2 separate regions of the Homo sapiens genome follow, and region 2 is linked to region 1. Evidence: read pairs that join two places in POLR2A ChIA-PET (ENCODE). Cell type or tissue: B cell. All regions are shown on one strand. Each heading gives the region's core, and the rest is flanking DNA. Links, peaks and the distances in the headings are about the cores only.

Region 1 (5,830 bases), core at 821-5,820:
TTCAGGAAATCCTAAAGAGTGGGGGAGGCGGAGCAGGAGGCAGGGTTTGGGATCGTGGCTTCTGGGCTCAGGAGGAATGTCTGACTCTTTGGGGGTCGGGGGTGGGGAGGAGGGGCGCACACACACGTGTGTGTGTGTGTGTGCGCGCGCGCGCACGCGTGCGTGCCGGCAGCACCAGGAAGGCGGCCACTGATTTCTCGGCGGAATCGCACTGTAAACAGTTCCAGATGTGGCATTAGCTGGAATGGCCTGTGACTCAGTTACTTGGCCCTGCTGGCTGGAAGCTTCCGGCCGCGTGATATGATAGGGTCAGGGCAGCAAAGGCCCTTGGGCAAACGTCCGAGCCGGGGGCAGGGCTTCTGCAGAGCCCCCTCCCCTAGCCCCTTCTAAAGCCCCCAAAACTCTTCCCCGAAAGGTGGGAGGGACCCAGGCCCTGTGTTACCCAGCCTTGCCTGGGATGACGGGTGCAGGCTTTCTTCATCACCTTCCCTCCCTTGGGTCCGCAGCGGCATCCCTCCCTCCATGGCCACCGGGCCCCTCTCCTATGCTCTGCTCCCTCCATGGCCACCGGGCCCCTCTCCTATGCTCTGCTCCCTCCATGGCCACCGGGCCCCTCTTCCTATGCTCTGCCCTACTTCTTTGCCTAGAGCCTGGCAGGCTAATCCTGGAGCCGCTCACAAGAGCAACCAAAGAAAATCCCGGGTGCTCATGGGCACCAGCTCTGCAGTGGGCACCAAGCTCCTCCATCCTCCTTGGATAGATGAGGAAACTGAGATGAAATGGGAGGTGGCGGGGAAGTGGCTTGCCCGAGGGCACACGGCCAGGAAAGGGCAGGGCTGGCATCACCTCAACCATGCTGAGCTCCTAACGCCCTGAGGCTGAGCCCATGTGCCAAGCCCACTGCTTCATCCTGGCTCCCCTTGCAAAGTCCTGACAGTCCCAGCTGGCCCCCACTTGCCAGGGAGCCCCCGCTGCCTTCTCCACAGTCACTGTGGCTGCTCCTGAACTTGGAGGCGGCAGCCAGGTTAGGCTTTGTGCTGGGGCAGCGCAGTGAGGGGACATGAGAGGAGTTTCCAGAGACGGCCCAGGGAGAAGAAGGGCCAGGGGCACTGTGGGGAGGACTGGGCTTTGGGTCACAGAGACCTGGCCTCTGAAGTCCTGCTGTGGCTTGCGCTGCCTGCCGTGTGGCCTTCGGCAGCCAGCTTCCCTCTCTGAGCTAGGAGGGATCCGTGAACTGAGACCAAGCAGTGCATGGCATGGGTCCCCAAGAGCTGCTGCTGTGGCGGGTGGGCACACACATCACTGGGTGAGTGTGGGACTCCAGGGTGCCACCCCCAGCTCCGTGACTCGCCAGCCCCTTGCCCCTGGCCGAGGGGCCCACCTCTGAGCTGCCTCCCTAGCAGTCTGGACAGCCGTGGCTGGCACTTGGTGCTTCCTGAACAGGGCCAACCTTAGAAAGCAAGTGATAGGGCAGGTGCGGTGGTGCACACCTGTAATCCCAGCACTCTGGGAGGCTCGCTTGAACCCAGGAGTTTAAGACCAGCCTGGGCAACATAGCGAGACCCCATCTCTATTAAAATAATGATAATGATAATAATAAAGAAAGGGAGTAAGGCTTCTGCAGCACCTGGCCCAGGACCTATCCAGCCCCAAGATGTCCTAAAGCGGCCAAGGTTGAAATCCCAGCCCTGCTCCTCTCTGCCTCAGTCTTCCCCTCTGTAAAATGGCATCACAGAGGTAACTCACTCCTAGGCTCGTTTCAAAGATGGAGCCCAGATAAAAGTTCCATTCACTTCGTGCAAGGCGAGGGGCAGTTGTGTTGTGCGTGCCGTCAGCCACATGTCAGCAGTGAACTCAACAGGAGTCCCTGCCCTGGAGAAACTTGAGTCAGTCCAGTGGCAGTCAGCCACCTAGGTCAATAAGCACAGGCAGTCAGGCACCTAGGTCAACAAGCGCAGGATACGTGACGTGTTGTGTGAGGGAAAAGGAGGATGGAGGTGGGGAGGGTGCGGGTAGAGTTAGGGCAGGAGGGAGCCATGCAAGTGTCAGGATCAGGCAGTAGCCCGGTCGTCCGAAGGCCCTGGGGTAGGAACCCAGGTGGGATACTCAGGGAGCATCATGGAGGGCAGCGTGGCTGGGACAGAGTGACGGACGGGGAAGGGCCGGCAGATGGGCTCATATACAGCAGCGACCAGCATTGAGAAGCCCCCGGGGCTGGTGGTGGCGCATGCTACACGCTCTGGCCTGGGGCATCCTGAGTTGTCACGTGGACCGCTCAGGGTGACTCTTTTCCCTCCACCCTCAGGAGAAAGAGAAGAAGTACATGCTGCCTCTGGACAACCTCAAGATCCGTGATGTGGAGAAGGGCTTCATGTCCAACAAGCACGTCTTCGCCATCTTCAACACGGAGCAGAGGTGAGGGGCCCAGGGGCCTGGGGATGGCTCGGGGTGAAGACCAATGGCCTCATTCACACTCCACAACCTTCACTGAGCACTGAGCACCTGGCTGTCAGCAGTCCCTGCCCTTGGGACCCAGCTTTTAGAAAGGGGAGTCACGTGAGAAATAGCAAATGCCAGGGATGCTTCCCGTGCTGGGTCAGAGATGACCTCTCTGGGCAGAGATGAGGATGAAGGCAGGCTCCGAGTCAGTGGGAGCCATGGAGAGTTCTGAGCACAGGGTGACCAGGACCTGGCTCAGGTGCTTGCAGGAGCCCTCTGGTGGCTGAGAGGGAAACAGTATGAGAGGGTGAGAGATGGGGGACGAGGGCAAAGGCCGCTGCCTTGTCCAAGTGGGCGATGATGGGGCCAGAACCCATAGGGAAGGAGGGTGCAGATTCTGGGTAGAAGAGTCAGGCGGAGCCCTGGTGGGCATGGATATGAGAGAGAAAGGCACCAATTGTGACCCTGAGTACGTGGGCCTGAGCTCCTGCACTGCCCAGCTGCTGCCATTGGCCGAGGTGGGGAAGGCAGCGGCAGGTAGGCCTGGAGACAGCCAAGAGCTCCATTTAGGCCATGCCAAGGGAGAGGGTGCATCAGGGAGGCACCTGGGTAGATCGAGGAGTGTGATGTCCAGGAACGAGCTCCAGTCTGGGATGTGAACTGGGCAGTCACCATTGCGTGGATGGTATTTCAAGGAACGAAACCAGATGAGCTCCCAGGAGAGTGAAGCTGGAGAATGGGAGGCCCCAGGAAGCTCACAGTACATCTGTCCCATGAGGCGTAGCTGGAGACTTTAGCAGAGACACTGCTCTCAGGAAGAAACCCAGCTGGCAGGAGGGCTCTTCCCATGCTCACACAATCACGCTCATCCAGGAAGCAGGGCCCACCTGAGTCAGGGATTAGCTGTCAGTAAAGGCCCGGTGGTACCCTGAGACCTGTAGGCAGGCACTGACGTCCTCCCTGCTGGCCCCAGAACCTCCTTGCCTACTGCTTGGCTACACCCACCAACTCCAGCTGAGTCTCCTGGTTCCCTCCTGCTTTGCTCTGGCTGGCCTAAAGCTCGAGACCCATTTGTCCACCAGCTGGCCGTGAAAACCTTCATAGCTCTTCTAGGCTTGCCCCTGGCCATATGACACCTGGCAGCTGTCCCAGGTCCCTGAGCCGTGTGCCTCCTGTACAGGGAGGGTGACAATATTATCTGATATATCTTTTAAGAGCAGGTTCAGGAAACCCAGAGTAGTAGCTGCAAAAACAAGATAAGATGGTTGATAGTTTTTTGTGTAAATTAAGTCCAGACTTTAGTATCCCGGGCAAAGTGGAGCAGCTCCACAGGCATCAGGGTCCAGGCCCTGCATGTTCCTCAGGATTCCACCTGATATGCAGAAGCCGAGCTCTGCGGTGGGACAGGCCTGCCATGAAATCCTGACTTTTTTTTTAAACGGAGTTCCGCTGTTGTTGCCCAGGCTAGAGTGCAATGGTGCGATCTCAGCTCACCGCAACCTCTGCCTCCTGGGTTCAAGCGATTCTCCTGCCTCAGCCTCCCAAGTAGCTGGAATTACAGGCATGCACCACCACGCCTGGCTAATTTTTTATTTTTAGTAGAGACGGGGTTTCTCCATATTGGTCAGGCTGGGCTCGAACTCCCAACCTCAGGTGATCCACCCACCTCGGCCTCCCAAAGTGCTGGGATTACAGGTGTGAGCTACTGCACCTGGCCCAAAACCCCGACTTCTACTTCTTTGTCCAAAATGGCTGCCCAGACTCCAGCCATTGTGATGATGTCCCAGGCAGCAGCAGGAAGGAGAGGAGGAGCTACAAGGGCATGCCTCTCCCCACACAACCTCATCCAGAGGTCGTTCGGGGCAGCCACTTGCTGACCACAAACCCAACTCTCACTTAAAGGCTTTGTGGGCAGCTTGGCTGTCTTAACCACACCTGGATGTGGGACAGGAAAATGTGCGTGGCATGTGGCACGGGGCCTGGCCTGTAGACCACCATCTGCAAGCACTGTTTAGCATCCATTCCATTTATCTCCCAGCTTTGAGACCCTGGTTCTTTTTTCTTTTTCTTTTTCTTTTTTTTTTTTTTTTGAGATGGAGTCTTCCTCTGTCACCCACCCAGGCTGGAGTGCAGTGGCATGATCTCAGCTCATTGTAGCCTCCACCTCCCATGCTCAAGTGATCCTCCCGCCTCGGCCTCCCGAGTAGCTGGGACTACAGGCGCACACCACCATGCCCAGCTAATTTTTGTATTTTCTGTAGAGATGGGGGTGTTGCTGTGTTGCTCAGGCTGGTCTCCAACTCCTGAGCTCAAGCAATCCCCCTGTCTCAGCCTCCCAAAGTGCAGGAATTACAGGTATGAGCCACCATGCCTAAACTTTACAAAAATTTTTTTGTTTTGTTTTGATACATAGTCTCACTCTGTCGCCCAGGCTGGAGACAGTGGCACAATCTTGGCTCACTGCAACTTCCACCTCCCAGGTTTAAGCGATTCTCCTGCCTCAGCCTCCCGAGTAGCTGGGATTACAGGCATGCAGTACCACTCCCAGCTAATTTTTTGTATTTTAGTATTGACGGGGTTTCACCATGTTGGCCAGGCTGGTCTCAAACTCCTGACCTCAGTTGATCCTCCTGCCTCAGCTTCCCAAAGTGTTGGGATTACAGGCGTGAGCCACTGTGCCCAGCCAAAACTTTTTTTATAAAAAACACACAGGCCGGGCACGGGGGCTCACGCCTGTAATCCCAGCACTTTGGGAGGCCGAGGCAGGTAGGTCACGAGGTCAGAAGATCGAGATCATCCTGGCGAACACGGTGAAACCCCGTCTCTACTAAAAATGCAAAAAATTAGCTGGGGTGGTGGCAGGTGCCTGTAGTCCCAGCTACTCGGGAGGCTGAGGCAGGAGAATGGTGTGAACCCGGGAGGCGGAGCTTGCAGTGAGCCAAGATCGCGCCACTGCACTCCAGCCTGGGCGACAGAGCAAGACTCTGTCTCAAAAACAAAACAAAACACATTCGGGCACAGTGGCTCACACCTGTAATCTCAGAACTTTGGGAAGCCGAGGTGGGCGGATCAGCTGAGGTCAGGAGTTCGAGACCAGCCTGACCAACATGGAGAAACCCCATCTCTACTAAAAATACTAAAATTAGCCAGGTGTGGTGGCGCATGCCTGTAATCCCAGCTACTCGGGAGGCTGAGGCAGGAGAATCGCTTGAACCCGAAAGGTGGAGGTTGCGGTGAGCCGAGATTGCGCCATTGCACTCCAGCCTGGACAACAAAAGCGAAACTCCGTCTCAAAAAAAAAAAATAAATAATAATAATAATAATAAAGTTCTGGTGGACAGTGCTGCTCTGGGCTTTCCTGAAAATGCCCCAGTGGGAGCTTCCCAGCCAC
Region 2 (15,299 bases), core at 1,457-6,456, 270 kb before region 1:
CCAAAGTAGCATCACTGTTTGGAATGAAGCCAGGCACAGTGGCTCAGGCCTATAATCCCAGCACTTTGGGAGGCCGAGGCAGGAGGATCATTTGAGACCAGTCTGGGCAACATAGTGAGACCCCCATCTCTACACAATTTTTTTTGAAAATATTCGAGTCTCACTCTCTTGCCCACGCTGGAGTGCAGTGACACCGTCTTGGCTCACTGCAACCTCCGCTTCCCAGGTTCAAGCAAATTTCCTGCCTCAGCCACCCAAGTAGCTGGGATTACAGGTGTATGCCACCACGCCCGGCTAATTTTTGTATTTTTAGCAGAGATGGGGTTTTCCCATGTTGGCCAGGCTGGTCTTGAACTCCCGACCTCAGGTGATCCACCCACCTCGGTCTCCCAAAGCGTTGGGATTACAGGCATGAGCCACTGCACCCAGCCTCTACACAACTTTAAAAAAACAGTAACCCAATGAAGGGCAGATGAGGGTAGCAGCAGAGCCTAGAAAAGCGCCTCTGCAGCCACCAGGCAAATGAGGAGCCAGAGGAGAAGTGCTCCAGGCAAAAGGAACAGCAAGACAGAGACCCTGAGGCTGGAAAGTCCCCTATGTATTTGCATCCGAATAAAAGCCAGTTTTCCCAGTGACCCACAGAGCCCGGCACTATTTGTCCACACCACCTTCTTGATGTCGGGATATCCCCCACCTTGACCTCATATCCTCCTCCCACACTCTGCTGCAGCCACAGGGGCCTCCTCACCTATTTCAGACACTCCCACCTCAGGGCCTTTGCGCTTGCTGCCCCTGCTGCTTGGAGCACTCTTTCAGCAGTGATGCATGTGGCTTTTTTTTTTTTTTTTTTTTTGAGACGGAGTCTTGCTCTGTCACTCAGGCTGGAGTGCAGTGGCATGATCTCAGCTCACTGCAAGCTCCACCTCCTGGGTTCATGCCATTCTCCTGCCTCAGCCTCCCGAGTAGCTGGGACTACAGGCGTCCGCCACCACTCCTGGCTAATTTTTGTATTTTTAATGGAGATGGGGTTTCATTGTGTTAATCAGGATGGTCTCGATCTCCTGACCTCGTGATCCTCCCGCTTCGGCCTCCCAAAGTACTGAGATTATGGACATGAGCCACTGCTTGGCTCCTGTTTTAAAATATTTTTTGCGTGGGGGGTTTTCCAGTGAGAACCAGAAAACCTGAGACAAATTCTAAAAGAGCTGTAATGTTTGACCTCTTTACTTAAAATCACAAGGCTCCCTTCCCTCTTTTATTCTTTTCCATATAGTTATCACCTCTAACACATGAGATAAATCATGTAATTGGCTGGGCGTGGTGGCCCACGCCTGTAATCCCAGCACTTTGGGAGGCAGGTGGATCACCTGAGGTCAGGAGTCCAAGACCAGTCTGGCCAACATGGTGAAACCTCGTCTCTACTAAAAATACAAAAATTAGCTGGGCGTGGTGGCGGGCGCCTGTAATCCCAGCTGCTCGGGAGGCTGAGGCAGGAGAACTGCTTGAACCCAGGAGATGGAGGTTTCGGTGAGCCAAGATCGTGCTACTGCACTCCAGCCTGTAATCCCAGCACTTTAGGAGGCCGAGACGGGCAGATCACCTGAGGTTAGGAGGAGTTCCAGACCAGCCTGGCTAACATGGTGAAACCCCATTTTTACTAAAAATACAAAAAATTAACCCGGGTGTGGTGGCGGGTGCCTGTAATCCCAGCTACTTGAGAAGCTGAGGCAGGAGAATCGCTTGAACTTAGGAGGCGGAGGTTGCGGTGAGCCAATTGGGCCACTGCACTCCAGGCTGGGTGACAGAGTGAGACTCCGTCTCAAAAAAAAAAAAAAAAAAAAAATTCATGTAATCATCTTCCTTGTTAGTCTCTCACACTAGGATGTCAGCTCCTGAGGGCAAGGGTTTTGTGGTCTTGATCACTGCTGCCCTCCAGAGGCTGGGTTCTCACAGAGGAGGTGTTTGCCAAGCGTTTGTTGAGTGGCTGCCTGACAGCACCTGCCTACCCTCCTCCCTGCAGGAACTCCTGCGTTGCGAGCTGTGCCTGGGCATCATGGGTGGGAAACCGCGACACTCACTGTACTTCATTGGCTACCAAGGTAGGCCCACCCCCTCCTCACTCCTCCCACCCCCCACCGCACCCCCACTCACACCTGCACCCCCTGCAGATGACTTCCTGCTGTACCTGGACCCTCACTACTGCCAGCCCACTGTGGATGTCAGCCAGGCCGACTTCCCCCTGGAGGTGAGTGGGAGCCCCAGTGTGTGGTTGGGGCCATGGCGGGTGGGCAGCCCAGCCTCTGAGCCTTCCTCGTCTGTCTGCCCCAGTCCTTCCACTGCACCTCGCCCCGCAAGATGGCCTTTGCCAAGATGGACCCAAGCTGTACCGTGGGCTTCTATGCTGGAGACAGGAAGGAGTTTGAGACACTCTGCTCAGAGCTGACCAGGGTGAGCAAGAGGAAAGCTGGAGTGGGGTGAGGGGGGCGGTTGGGCAGGGCTGGGGGTGAAAGAGGAACAGAGGCCTCGAGTCCAGCAGAGCTGGGGTGCTGCTTCCAGGCTAGGGGTCCTAACCTGGGAAATGTGAAGAATGTCCACCCCTGAAAAGGTGGGAACGCCAAAGCCCACTGTTAAGGCATCATCCCTTGGAGGCAGCTGTATCCAGGGGCTCAAGTGGTGGGAACCCTCCCTGTCTCTTGGCCCTGCTGTCCGACCAGGACTCTACCCTTATGGGGGCGAGAGATGGCCACCAGCCATTCTGGGCACCCACCCTGTGGTCACTGGAAGGGAAACGCAGGTTTTGCAGCAAAAATCCCAGGACTGTCAGTCTTTGGCTGAGCTGGGTCACATGCTCATGGCTGAGCCAATCACTGTGGCCAGGGGATGGAAGGTGCTGATTGGCTGCTCTCTCCTGGAGAGGTGGTCCTGAGAAGCACCTACTAAATAAACCTGGGCTAAGGAATATGGCTTGGCACTGTTTGTGGCTGACCCTGTCTCCCTCTTCCCGCCAGGTCCTCAGCTCCTCCTCAGCCACAGAGCGGTACCCCATGTTCACCCTGGCCGAGGGCCATGCTCAGGACCACAGCCTGGACGACCTCTGCTCCCAGCTCGCCCAGCCCACACTCCGGCTCCCTCGCACAGGGCGGCTCCTCAGGGCCAAACGCCCCAGCTCTGAGGACTTTGTGTTTTTATAAAGGGAGGGGATGAGGGGAAAGATACAACACTATTTATTTTTTTATTTATGTCATGTCGGGTGTGGGATCTTGAGCTCTGGCAGTGATGATGGTACTTCCTGTTGTCAGCCCCTCAAGCCCAGCTGCAACCAGTCTGGGGCCATTCAGCCAGGGACAGAGCCCACAGAGCCCATACACCTGTCTCCCACCAGCGGGGCCCTCCTGGCAGGGTAGGGAAGGAGGACCCCGGGCACCCCCCTCAGGGCCTGACTCACGTACTGTAGTTTGCACTGGACGCCCGGGCCCTCCCTGTCCCAAAGCCCCCTTGGGGGAACTGTGGCTGCTGGGGGCCAATAAAGCTGTGTAACTTGATCGTGGGTGTGGCTGGGCGCAGCGTTCTGAGGGGATGTGGGGTCTGGGAGGTGTCTCGAGGTGAGAGCTCCAAGTCACGGGAAGTTTAAGTCAGCCTCAGTTTCCACATCCATAAAATGGGACGACTTCCTTACCCACAGCTACACGTGTTTTTTAATTTTTTTTTTTTTTTCAAGAGACAGGGTCTTGCTTTGTTGCCCAGGCTGGAGTGCAGTGGTGCAATCATAGCTCTCTGTAGCCTCAAACTCATGGCCTTAAGTGATCTTCCTTCCCCAGCCTCCTGAGTAGCTGGGACTACAGGCATGTGTCACCACATTTTGTAGAGATGGAGTCTCGCTAAGTTGCCCACGCTGGTCTCCAATTCCTGGGCTCAAGTGATCCTTTCACCTCGGCCTCCCAAAGTGCTGGGATTACAGGCGTGCCTGGCCACAGATGAGAGGATCTCTGCAGCAGATAGTACTTGTGGGTGCGAGACCTGTCCAGGGCTTGATTTGAGGAGAGGAGCCTGAGGCCCCTGCCTGCTCCCTGGTGCTCAGGAGCTGTTCTTGGGCCCCTGTTGTTTCCTCCGCTGCCGGCCCAGCTGGCGGAAGTGCAGCCGTTTGGGGTTGAGGCCAAAGGCCTGCAGTCTCTGGCGGCTGAACTCGCATCCACCAAGCATCACAGTGGGGCCCAGCAGCCGTGCCTTCTTGGCCCTCCTCCGCTTCTGGGGGGCTGGCTTCTTGTGGGGTGATACAGGGGCTTCCTCTTCCTGTGCTGGGGGACTCTCCGGCCCCATCAAGCTGCCATCAAGGGCTGGCAGCTGCCTCTGTGGGCCGGCTTCATCTCTCTGTGGCTTCCCTGTGGCTTCCGCAGGTGTCTCTGCCCTGAGGGAGAAAAGTCAGGGCTCAGCCCAGGCCTGTCAAGATCAGGCCCATTCTTGAGCACGCATGCCCCATTTTACAGACAGGGAAAGGAGGGGCATAGTGAAGCAGCCGCACAGCGACCGAGGGCCTGCCTGGGATTCAGACCTGGGTTTCAGGCCAAAGCCAGCGCTTTTCTACGGAACCCAAAGACTAGATTGTGAGGCTGAGGATTCTGGTATTTGTGCCTGGGCCTGCCCTAAGCTAGTCACATCAATTAACTCATTTTAGCCTTTTTCTTCCTTAGAGACAAGGTCTTGCTGTGTCGCCCAGGCTGGAGTGCAGTCGCGTTACCATAGGTCACTGCAGCCTCCAACTCCTGGGCTCAAGCGATCTTCTCGCTTGAGTCTCCCAAAGTGCTGGGATTATAGGTTGGAGCACACACCTGGCCTCATTTTAGCTCTAAATAAACTGTGTGCATCTATCACCCCTGCCTTCTAGACTGGGCGAAAGCAATCCTAATAACAGCTAAGACCTATGGGGCATTTACCATATCTTAATCACTTTACGAGAATTAACTCATTTCATCCTCTGCAACTTGATAAGGCAGAACCGTCTCTATCTCCATCTTATGAGAAAGAGGCCCAGAGAGGGGTAGCGACTTGCCCAAGGTCACACAACGTTGGTGCCCATATAGGATTCGAACCCAGGTCTCAGAGCGGGGGGCGCTGCATTCCCAAAGTCATGCAACAAGAGGTTGACGGAGCCAAGACTCAAGCCTGGGCCTGACAGGCTCCCCACCCACGCTTCCCCAGCCAGCACTGCTTACTCTTCTCGGCAGAGTGACTTGAAGACCTGCCGCTTTTTCCATGAGTTCTGGGCCTTCTGGCTGTACGCCCGCTTGTCCCGCAGCTCCTCCTGCTCTGACCTGCAGACAGATGCCCCTGTGTTGGGTGCTCTGGGAAGTGCCCGAGGCTGCCCGCCCTGCCCCCTGCGCATGTGGCCCCGCCGCGCCCCGCCCCATCACCTGTACATGCAGGTCTTCTTTAGGGAGCACCACCGGTTCAGCTCCTTATCGTCAGCAGCGAGGATCTGCGTGGGAAGGGAGAGTGGGGACCTGCTGTGATATTGCCCAGGCGGGGCCTTCCCTGAGCCTAAGTCATGTCATTAGTCAAAACGGTAATGCCGCTACCACCCAGCAGGGTTGCCATGATGGCCAGAGACAGCTGATCTCTACAGAGGCCAATGATTTTTGTAGAGGTCAGCAGATGGGGTAACTGAGGCTCAGAGAACGGATCCTTGCCCTAGGCCAGATGGCTGGGAAGTTGGCTGAATTGATTCCAGTTTGAGCCTCAGGGCCCTTGAGCTGTCACCCATACCCGGCCATCCCCAAAGCCTCAGAACGGGCAGGGGTCGCTGCCAACCACCAGGCTTCCTAATTACATATGAAACTGTCATTCCCAGCCTCTAGGCCTGTTTCCAAACCTACTGGAAGGCCATCAGAAAGAGGAAGTGATTGAATGCCGATGGTATAAGCTTAGTACACATCGGCTATTTTTACTGACCATGAAAATGGTCGTGCACCTTCAGCCGTCATCAGTCAGGCATAGTAGGTACCCACAGCCTGCCAGGTGCCACACACTTTGGTCTCATTTCTGTTCCTTCCATAGTCACCAAAGTTGGGGTGCTATCAATTATTGTCTCACTTTACAGATGGGGAGTTGAGGCACAGATAGGGGAATCATTTGTCCAAAGACTCAGCTGGTGAGCAGCCAAGCCAGGGCTTGAACCCACCTAGGCCCCCTGGTTCCAGAGGACACCAAGTCTTTTGTTGAGACAGGGTCTCACTATGTCACCCAGGCTGGAGTGCAGTGGCAGGCTCACAGCTCACAGCAGCCTCAACCTCCTGGACTCAAGCAACCCTCCTACCTCAGCCTCCCAAGTAGCTAGGACTAGATCTCCCTATGTTGCTCAGGTTAGTCTCAGAACTACTGGGCTCAAGTGATCCTCCTGCTTCAGCCTCCCAGAGTACTGGGATTACAGGTGTGAGCCAGTGTGACCAGCCCTGCTACCAAGTCTTACCAGCCAGACTGCTGCTAATACATACTGACAGGAATAAAATAATATTGGCTGGGCCTGGTGGCTCACACCTGTAATCCCAGCACTTTGGGAGGCTGAGGCAGGCAGATCACATGAGGCCAGGAATTTGGGATCAGCCTGGCCAATATGGTAAAACTTATCTCTACTAAAAATACAAAAATTAATTGGGCATGATGGCACATGCCTGTAGTTCCAGCTACTTGGGAGGCTAAGGCAGGAGAATCATTTGAACCTGGGAGGCGGAGTTTGCAGTGAGCTGAGTTTGCACCACCGCATGCCGGCCTGGGTGACAGAGCAAGACACTGTCCCAATCAACCAATCAAAAAATAAACAAAAATAAAAAGTAATATTGGCTGGGTGTGGTGGCTCACACGCAGAATCCCAGCACTTTGGGAGGCCAAAGCAGGAAGCTTGTTTAGGCCCAGGGAGTTCGAGACCAGCCTGCACAACACAGTAAAACATCATCTGTACAAAAAATATTTTTAATTAAAAAAAATTAATTGGGCATGGTGGCACATGCCTGTAGTCCCAGCTACTTGGGAGGCTGAGGTAGGAGGATCAATTGAGCCCAGGAGGTTGGCACCACTGCACTCCAGCCTGGGTGACAGAGCGAGACTATGTCTCAAAAAAAAGAAGTAATATTTACGGGGCGTGCCATAGGTGAGGCACTGTTTTAAGCCCCCACCTTGTAGAAGGTAGTAATATTACCTTTGAGGTGAGGTAATGTTATTAGCACTGTCATTAGGACTATTAGCATTTCTTTTTTTTTTTTTTTGGCGCTCTGTCACCTAGGCTGGAGTGCAGTGGTGCAATCTCGGCTCATTGCAACCTCTGCCTCCTGGGTTCAAGCGATTCTCCTGCCTCAGCCTCCCAAGTAGCTGGGACTACAGGCGCCTGCCACCATGCCTGGCTAATTTTTTTGTATTTTTAGTAGAGACGGAGTTTCACCACGTTGGCCAGGCTGGTCTCGAACTCCTGACCTCAGGTGATCCACTTGCCTCGGTCTCCCAAAGTGCTGCGATTACAGGCATGAGCCACTGCGCCCAACCGAATATTATCATTTTCAAGATGAAGAAACAGCCTGCCATGTTGTGGCATTTCTGAGCAACAGAGATTGGGACTCAGGGCCAGCTTTCTACCCCTTCGGCATACCTGGTGCCCCCTGCAGTGTCCCTGCCTGCCCGGGGCCCCTACCTCCTCAGTGCTGAGGCCAAAGTCACAGGGCACCACTGTGCGGTACTTGAAGCGACAGGGCAGGTCGTCGATGATGTCCTCGTAGTCCAGCCGGTAATACTCATCCAGGTACTCCTCGAACGTCTTGTCCCCTGCTCGAGACAGAGCCAGGCTGCTGGGCTATGCCAGGCCCCGCGGTGCCCCCTGCCTACCCACGGCCTGCCCACCTGGGCCTCACCGGGTTCAAACACGGGCTTCTCCTGCCCCACGGCCGCGGCGAAGGGCGACTTGCGCTTCTTCTTGCCCGTCAAGGGGGCCTCGCGCTTTTTCTTCCTCGGCTGGCTGGGGTCGTAGTCGGCGTCCATCTGCCAGGACGCACAGGTCAGATCCCACCAGCCCCCCGTCAGGGCCCCTGGGACTCCCTCAACCCGTGATACCTACGTTGAAGTTGGGGTCCTCACAGTGCAGCTCCTGCTGGCTCCAGTCTCCCTCCTGCTCAGGCCCGTCCCACGTGTCCCAGTTCCAGTCGTCTGGATGCAGGGAGAACAGACAGGTGGGGCCAGGGTGGGACCTTGGGCTTCAGTCCCAGTCCCCAGTCCCCAATCCCCAGCCCAGTGCCCCAGCTGATCTCACCTTCAAGCCCTTCTTCTTCCTCAAATTGTGGCTTCTCCTCCTCCACGGCCCCGTAGTACTCGTCCCCAAAGCACTTCTGCAGGGTCAGGGCTGGCGGTTACCAGAGCCCACTCGAGACATAGGAGCTGAGCCCCCTACGATGCCGCCAATGACCCCCTCCTTGGCAACTTTACTCCTACAGCTAGGGCTCCCTACAGCCCTCCCAGCACCTAGCTCCTGAGGTGGGAGGCCCTGCATGTCCAGGATCCTCCGCCAACTCCCCTGCTGTCTACCCTGTGATGTACTGGCCGCCATTCAGTTCCACATATCCACAGTTCTTCGCCGTCCTACCCACCTTCGCCCCTGTGGTGCCCACCACCTGGTGCACTACTCAGGCCCCAGGTCTTTTTTTTTTTTGAAACAGAATTTCGCTCTTGTTGCCCAAGCAGGAGTGCAATGGCACTATCTCGGCTCACTGCAACCCTTGCCTCCCGGTTTCAAGCGATTCTCCTGCCTCAGCCTCCGGAATAGCTGGGATTACAGGCATGTGCCACCACGCCCGGCTAAGATCTTTTTTTTTTGAGACAGCGTCTCACCCAGTAGCCCATGCTGGAGTACAATGGCGAGATCTTGGCTCACTACAACCTCCACCTCCCGGGTTCAAGCGATTCCCTGCCTCAGCCTCCCGAGTAGCTAGGATTAGAGGTGCACGCCACTACACCCTGGCTAATTTTTTGTATCTTTAGTAGAGATGGGGATTCTCCATGTTGGCCAGGATGGTCTCAATCTCCTGACCTCGTGATCCGCCTGCCTCGGCCTCCCAAAGTGCTGGGATTACAGGTGTGAGCCACTGCACCCGGCCAGGTCTTTTTTTTTTTTTAAAACAGAGGCTCCCTCTGTCGCCCAGGCTGGAATGCAGTGGCATGATCTCGGCTTACTGCAACCTCTGCCTCCCGGGTTCAAGCAATTCTCCTGCCTCAGCCTCTCAAGTAGCTGAGATTACAAGCATACACCACCACACCTGGCTAATTTTTGTATTTTTAGTAGAGATGAGGTTTTACCATGTTGGCCAGGCTGATCTCGAACTCCTGACCTCAGGTGATCTGCCTGCCTTAGCCTCCCAAAGTGCTGGGATTACAGGCGTGAGCCACCGTGGCCAGTGAGAGCCATGTTTGTGTGAACTCAGCGTCATGTTGGGCCGGGATGAGGGCCGCACCTGCATGAGCTGGTCGTGCTGGGCAGGGTCGAAGTCGTCTTCAAGGTCCCCCTCCTCGAGGCCCAGCATCTCGTTGCCTGTTACTTTCCGCAGCTTCTCCAGCTTGGCCAGAATCTCCTTCCTCTTCAGGTTCTTCAGCTGCTTGAGCTCTTCCTGCTTCTTTGCTTTCTCCTGCAGGCCCAGGCAGAGAGGGGGAGGGCATGGGCTTTCCTCCAGGGCTGGGGGGTCCTCCCCAGCTCACCCCCCACACTCACCCTCTTCTTTCGCTCCCGAGTCTCTTCCCTCTTCTCCTTTCTGCGCTCATCCTTACGGCGCACGGAGGACGCGATGCTGCGTGGGTAGGTCTTGACCTAGGCGCAATCAGAAAAGCCCACAAGGGCCGCAGAGATGATGTGGGGTTCCCTGGGCCTGAACCCTGGGGGCTGAGTCCTCCCCAGCCCCAGCCACACACCGATGCTGAGTCCGGCTCCTCGAAACGGAAATTGTACTTCTGTTCAAAGTCCTCCTGTTTCTTCAGAAACAGCTCCCCTTCGTCTGAGGAGTCGTCCACAGCCAGCTGGACTGGGGGACCGTGGACCCTGAGGGGCAAGATGTGGTGATGCCAGGGGGCCAGCCAAGTGAGGTCGAGCCCCCCTTTCCTGCACGCCTGGGTACGAAGCGTATGAACTCATTTAATCCTCACAAGAACCCTACAAGGTGCACGCTGCTATTGTCCTCATTTTACAGATGGGGAAACTGAGGCATGAAAGTCTTGAAGCCGAACCAGGATTTGAGGCAGTGCCACCTGGCTCCAGAGCCTATACTCTGTGGCTCTGCCTTACAGAAGACTAACTCTGCCACCATCTGTGAAAAAAATACACACATGGTGCCCTCTGCCTCCTGGCCAGTGCCGCCTGGGAATACTTCATGAAGCGCACCCAAAATCTAGGTCCTGGGGAGATGCAGTGGCTCACCCCTCCTCTTCCTCCATTTCCTCTTCATCTTCCTCCTCCTCTTCCTCCTCCTCATAGCGTTTGTTGAGGATGTAATCCCGCAGGAACCGCTCCCCTTCATCCAACTCAGGGTCGTTCCAGTATTCCTTGAGATGCGTCTGGGGGTGACAGGAGACAGGACTCTGGTCAATGGAGGACAGGGAAGGAGGGCAGGCATGCTCACCACATGGACCTCACAGCCAGCCTCTGGAGTAGGTGACATTAGCCCCATTTTGGTTTCTTATTTTTATTTCGAGACAGGGTCTTACTCTGCCATCCAGGTGACAGTACAGTCGTGTGATCATAGCTCACTGCAGACCCAACCTCCCGGGCTCACAAGATCCTCCCACCTTAGCCTCCCAAGTATTTGAGACTACAGGTGCATGCCACCATGCCTGGCTAATTTTTTCATTTTTTTGTAGAGCCATTTTGCTATGTTGCCCAGGCCAGTCTCAAACTCCTGGCCTCAAGCAATCCTCCTGCCTTGACCACCCAAAGCACTGGGATTACAGGTGTGAACCACGGCACCCAGCCTATCCCCATTTAAAGAGATGTAGGAGCTGAGGCCCAGAGATGTACATATCCCATCTTCAGAGGGTTACTTTCTGTAAATAGGTTGGATGGACGCGGAACACGCGGTCTACTCCATCAGCGACCATGCGTGAGAACTCACCAGTTCCTTCAGGGAATCTGGGTTCCGAATCTCTTTCTGTCCCTTCAGCCACTCGATGTAGTCGGCCTCCTCCTGGGCCTGGGGGAAAGCTAGCACTGAGCATCCGCAGATGCCCAGCCACCCGCCACCCTGTCCCCCAGCAGTCCAGTCAGGCCCCAGTACCCACCTTCTCCTGCCTGGTTTTGGCACGTTTCTGCAGCAAACTGGAGCCGCCCTCCCCAGCGCCGTCCTCGTCCTCACTGTCCTCCACAAATGCCCGGAAGCTGCCCACGAGAGAAAACAAGCCTCAGGACAGGCAGGCTGGCCCCTGTCTGCTGCCCCAGTATTTATTTTATTTTGTAGAGCTGGGGTCTCACTATGTTGCCCAGGCTGATCTTGAACTCCTGGGCTCAAGTGATCCTCCCTCCTCTGCCCACCAAAGCCCTGAGATTACAGGCATGAGCCACCTCACCTGGCTGGCTGCCCCAAGATTAACCCCATTTACTAAGCCCTGAGCTCTCCTCTCAACAAGCTCAGAGCAGTGCTGTGATGTTATTAACCCCGTTTAACTGATGAGGAAACTGAAGCACATAGAAAGTGACAGAGCTCAATTTGAACCCGTGCCTATCCAACCCCCGAGCCTCAACTTTCCTCCATTGGGCCATTCCCGCCCACCCAGCCTCACCTTTCCTTGAGCTGTTTCTGTTCCTCCACATAACTTTGCGACGATGTCTCCTGCAGAGAGGGCCATAGGTCTCAGGCCAGCCCCAGGCCCCTCAGCCCCCCGACCCAGCCTTCACCCCACCCACCTGGAGTCTGTGATTGGAAGTCTCCCCGTCTGAGTTCTCCTCATCAACATATTTGCTGTAAAGGAAAAGTGGGGTCTTCAGAATATATCTTCCAGGGCCCGCCTGTCCCCATGCCCATGCGGAGCAGCTATTCCAAGCAACAGCTGGCGGGGGTCATCGGAGGGCTATGGAATCACTGAGACTCCTGCTCTCAGGGCTATCTGCGATTCTGGTGAGTTTCCAGCGTTTTTTTTTTTTTTTTCTTTTCCAATCATGGGTGACAGCATTTCTTTTTTGGAGCCAGGGTCTCGCTCTATCCCTCAGGCTGGAGGGCAGTGGCATGATCTCGGAAAACTGCAACCTCCACCTCCCAGATTCAAGCGATTCTCCTGCCTCAGCCTCCCCACGTAGCTGGGACTACAGGCGCCCACCACCACATCTGGCTAATTTTTGTATTTTTAGTAGAGACGGGGTTTCACCATGTTGGCCAGGGTGGTCTCAAACTCTTGACCTCAGGTGATCTGCCCGCCTCAGCCTCCCAAGGTGCTGGTATTACAGGCATGAGCCACCATGCCCGGCCTTTTTTCTTTTTGAGACAGGGTCTTATTCTGTTGCCCAGGCTGGAGTGCAGTGGCCTGATCATAGCTCACTGCAGCCTCCATCTCCTGGCTCAATCCTCCTGCCTCAGCCTCCTGAGTAGCTGGGACTACAGGTACACATCATCATGCCCAGCTAATTTTTAATTTTTTTGTAGAGGCGGGGTATGTTGCCCAGCCTGGTCTCAAACTTCTGTCCTCAAGCGATCCTATTGCCTCAGCCTACCAAAGTGCTGGGATTATGGGCATGAGCCACCATGCCCGGCCCAGGCTGCCAGCTTTTTTCCCTCTCCTGCCCCTAAGACCCCCATAGACCTGACAGGGCTGGGAACCAGGGGGTGGGGATGTAGGCCTTCTCCATACCCTGCCTTCTCCAAGATAACCTTCCTCTCGTAGTCCTTCAGGTACATGGGCCGCACTTTCTTCTGCTTCTCCAAGGCTTCTGGGTCCTCCTCACTGTCTGATGACGATGCTGTTAACCCACCAAAGACACCTGCCATCACCCACAACCCCCTTCTTTGCCGTGGCAGAGAATCCCACAGGGCAGGGCCAGGGTTAGACAGAGGATTCAAATCCCAAATCCACCAATTCCCAGCTGTCCAAGAGTATTGTGCTTGTCACCATCTGGTGGGGTTGGGGTCATTCAGTCAGTAATTCCTGCTTTGATTATTATTATTGTTGTTATTATTTATTTACTTATTTTTTTTTGAGGTGGAGTCTCATTCTGTTGCCCAGGCTGGAGTGCAATGGCATGATCTCGGCTCACTGCAACCTCTGCCTCCCGGGTTCAAGCTGTTCTCATGTCTCAGCCTCCCAAGCAGCTGGGATTACAGGTGCCCACCACCGCGCCCGGCTAATTTTTATATTTTTAGTAGAGATGGGGTTTCTCCATGTTGGTCAGGTTGGTCTCGAACTCCTGACCTCAGGTGATTTGCCTGCATCGGCCTCCCAAAGTGCTGAGATTACAGGCGTGAGCCACCGCACCCGGCCATTATTATTATTTTTTTGAGACAGAGTCTCACTCCGTTGCCCAGTGCATGGCGTGACTTGGCTTACTGCAACCTCCGCCTCCCAGGTTCAAGCGATTCCCCTGCCTCAGCCTCCTGAGTAGCTGGGATTACGGGTGTGCACCACCACGCCCAGCTAATTTTTGTTATTTTTAGTAGAGATGGGGTTTCACCATGTTGGCCAGGCTGGTCTCGAACTCCTGACCTCAAGTGATCCTCCCGCCTCAACCTCCCAAAGTGCTAGGATTACAGGCATGAGCCACCATGCCCAGCCTGATTAATTATTATAATTAATTTTTTTGAGAGTTGGAGTCTTACTCTTGCTCAGGCTGGAGTGCAGTGTCAACATCCTAGCCCACAGCTCACTGCAGCCTTGAACTCATGGGCTTAAGCAATCCTCCCACTTCAGCCTCCCAAATACCTGGGACTATAAGCGCACACCAGCATGCTCAGCTGAGTTCTGAATCTTTTGTAGAGATGGGGTCTTGCCGCCAGGCACAGTGGCTCACGCCTGTAATCCTAGCACTTTGGGAGGCCAAGGCGGATGGATTACCTGAGGTCAGGAGTTCGAGACCAGCCTGGCTAACATGGTGAAACCCCATCTCTACTAAAAATAACAAAAAAATAGCTGGGCGTGGTGGCACGCACCTGTAATCCCAGCTACTCCGGAGGCTGAGGCAGGAGAATCGGTTGAACCGGGGAGGCGGAGGTTGCAGTGAGCCCAGATCATGCCATTGCACTCCAGCTTGGGCAACAAGAGCAAAACTCCGTCTCAAAAAAAAAAAAAGAAAAAAGAAAGAAAGGCTGGCTGGGCGCAGTGGCTCACGCCTGTAATCCCAGCACTTTGGGAGGCCAGGGTGGGCGGATCACCTGAAGTTGGGAGTTCGAGACCAGCCTGGCCAACATGGAGAAACCCTGTCTCTACTAAAAATCCCAAATTAGCTGGGCGTGGTGGCGCGTGCCTGTAATTCCAGCTACTCAGGAGGCTGAGGCAGGAGAATCGCTTGAACCTGGGAGACGGAGGTTGCAGTGAGCTGAGATCGTCCCATTGCAACCCAGCCTGGGCAACAAGAGTGAAACTCCATTTCAAAAAAAAAAAAAGAGAAATGGGGTCTTGCTATGTTGGCCAAACTGGTCTCAAACTCCTGGCCTCAATTGACCCTCCCACCTCAGCCTCCCAAAGTGCTGGGATTAGATGCTTGAACCACCTGCCCAGCCTGGTGGAGTTGGAATCATTCAGTCAGCAATTCCCACCTTGAATAGTGCCAAGGACACAGTCATTAACTCCACCACCAGGTAATAACCTAGGCTCTGCTAAGGACTTGTGACTTGTGAAGCAATTCATTCAATAGTCAAAACAGATGAACTGTGTAAACTGGGTAAATCCCAATCTATCCTTAAAACAGCCCTGAGGGGAGATGCTACCGTTAGATATACTTTACAGACAGGAAAAGAGGCTCAGAGAAGTCAAGTCACTTCTCTGAATCCACAGTCAGGAAAGGACCCCGGATTCTGCTCCAGAGGAAGGAGAGGTTTAGACAGGAGTGGCCCCGGACCTGTTCTGTTATAGAAGGTGGCATCTTTCTGATAAATGCGGGGGTCCTTCTTCTTCAACAAGGAGAGCGTTTTGTAAAAGTCCCGCTCCTGCTGGGGATCAAATTCCTAGGGCAGGAAAAGGGTTGGGGATAGATTTCAGAAGGGAGATAATAAGAGCCCTGGCGCCAGCAGGTGAGCTCAGCGTAGGGATTAGGATGGAGGGGGGTGGATCTGGCTGGGGAGGTCAAACAGGTGGTCAAACAGCAG

The links. Peaks named below come from ENCODE experiments on the same cell type or tissue, not always from the same donor. Only the 100,000 strongest peaks of a DNase experiment are listed, where the experiment ranks them.
Region 2: POLR2A ChIA-PET joins it to region 1 with 9 read pairs; 4 of 35 experiments call an interaction of 5 or more read pairs at or near these places.

What each region holds. Positions count from the first base shown.
Region 1 is chr19:10,817,675-10,823,504 of GRCh38, forward strand. DNM2 (dynamin 2) reads left to right here. Exons shown (of 21, transcript NM_001005361.3): 16 at 2,306-2,415. Among named protein-coding and RNA genes, the nearest start is that of MIR199A1, 3.1 kb to the left of the region's middle. In B cell, for the core only: no CTCF peak of the experiment used is centred there; a DNase peak (open chromatin) is centred at 2,712.
Region 2 is chr19:10,549,877-10,565,175 of GRCh38, forward strand. ATG4D (autophagy related 4D cysteine peptidase) reads left to right here. Exons shown (of 10, transcript NM_032885.6): 7 at 2,021-2,099; 8 at 2,169-2,245; 9 at 2,329-2,448; 10 at 3,009-3,542. The coding sequence ends at 3,191. It overlaps KRI1 (KRI1 homolog), which reads right to left. Exons shown (of 19, transcript NM_023008.5): 3 at 15,053-15,158; 4 at 12,853-12,961; 5 at 11,915-11,969; 6 at 11,791-11,840; 7 at 11,293-11,389; 8 at 11,127-11,204; 9 at 10,436-10,572; 10 at 9,934-10,060; 11 at 9,737-9,832; 12 at 9,483-9,653; 13 at 8,288-8,363; 14 at 8,096-8,184; 15 at 7,893-8,019; 16 at 7,676-7,806; 3 more. The coding sequence ends at 4,075. It overlaps MIR1238 (microRNA 1238), which reads left to right and starts at 2,246; the gene lies at 2,246-2,328. It also overlaps the pseudogene RNU7-140P. RefSeq lists enhancers at 4,204-4,373, 4,394-4,443, 4,474-4,553, 15,239-15,299. In B cell, for the core only: no CTCF peak of the experiment used is centred there; DNase peaks (open chromatin) are centred at 3,366 and 4,285; H3K4me3 peaks cover 544 bases; H3K27ac peaks cover 4,288 bases.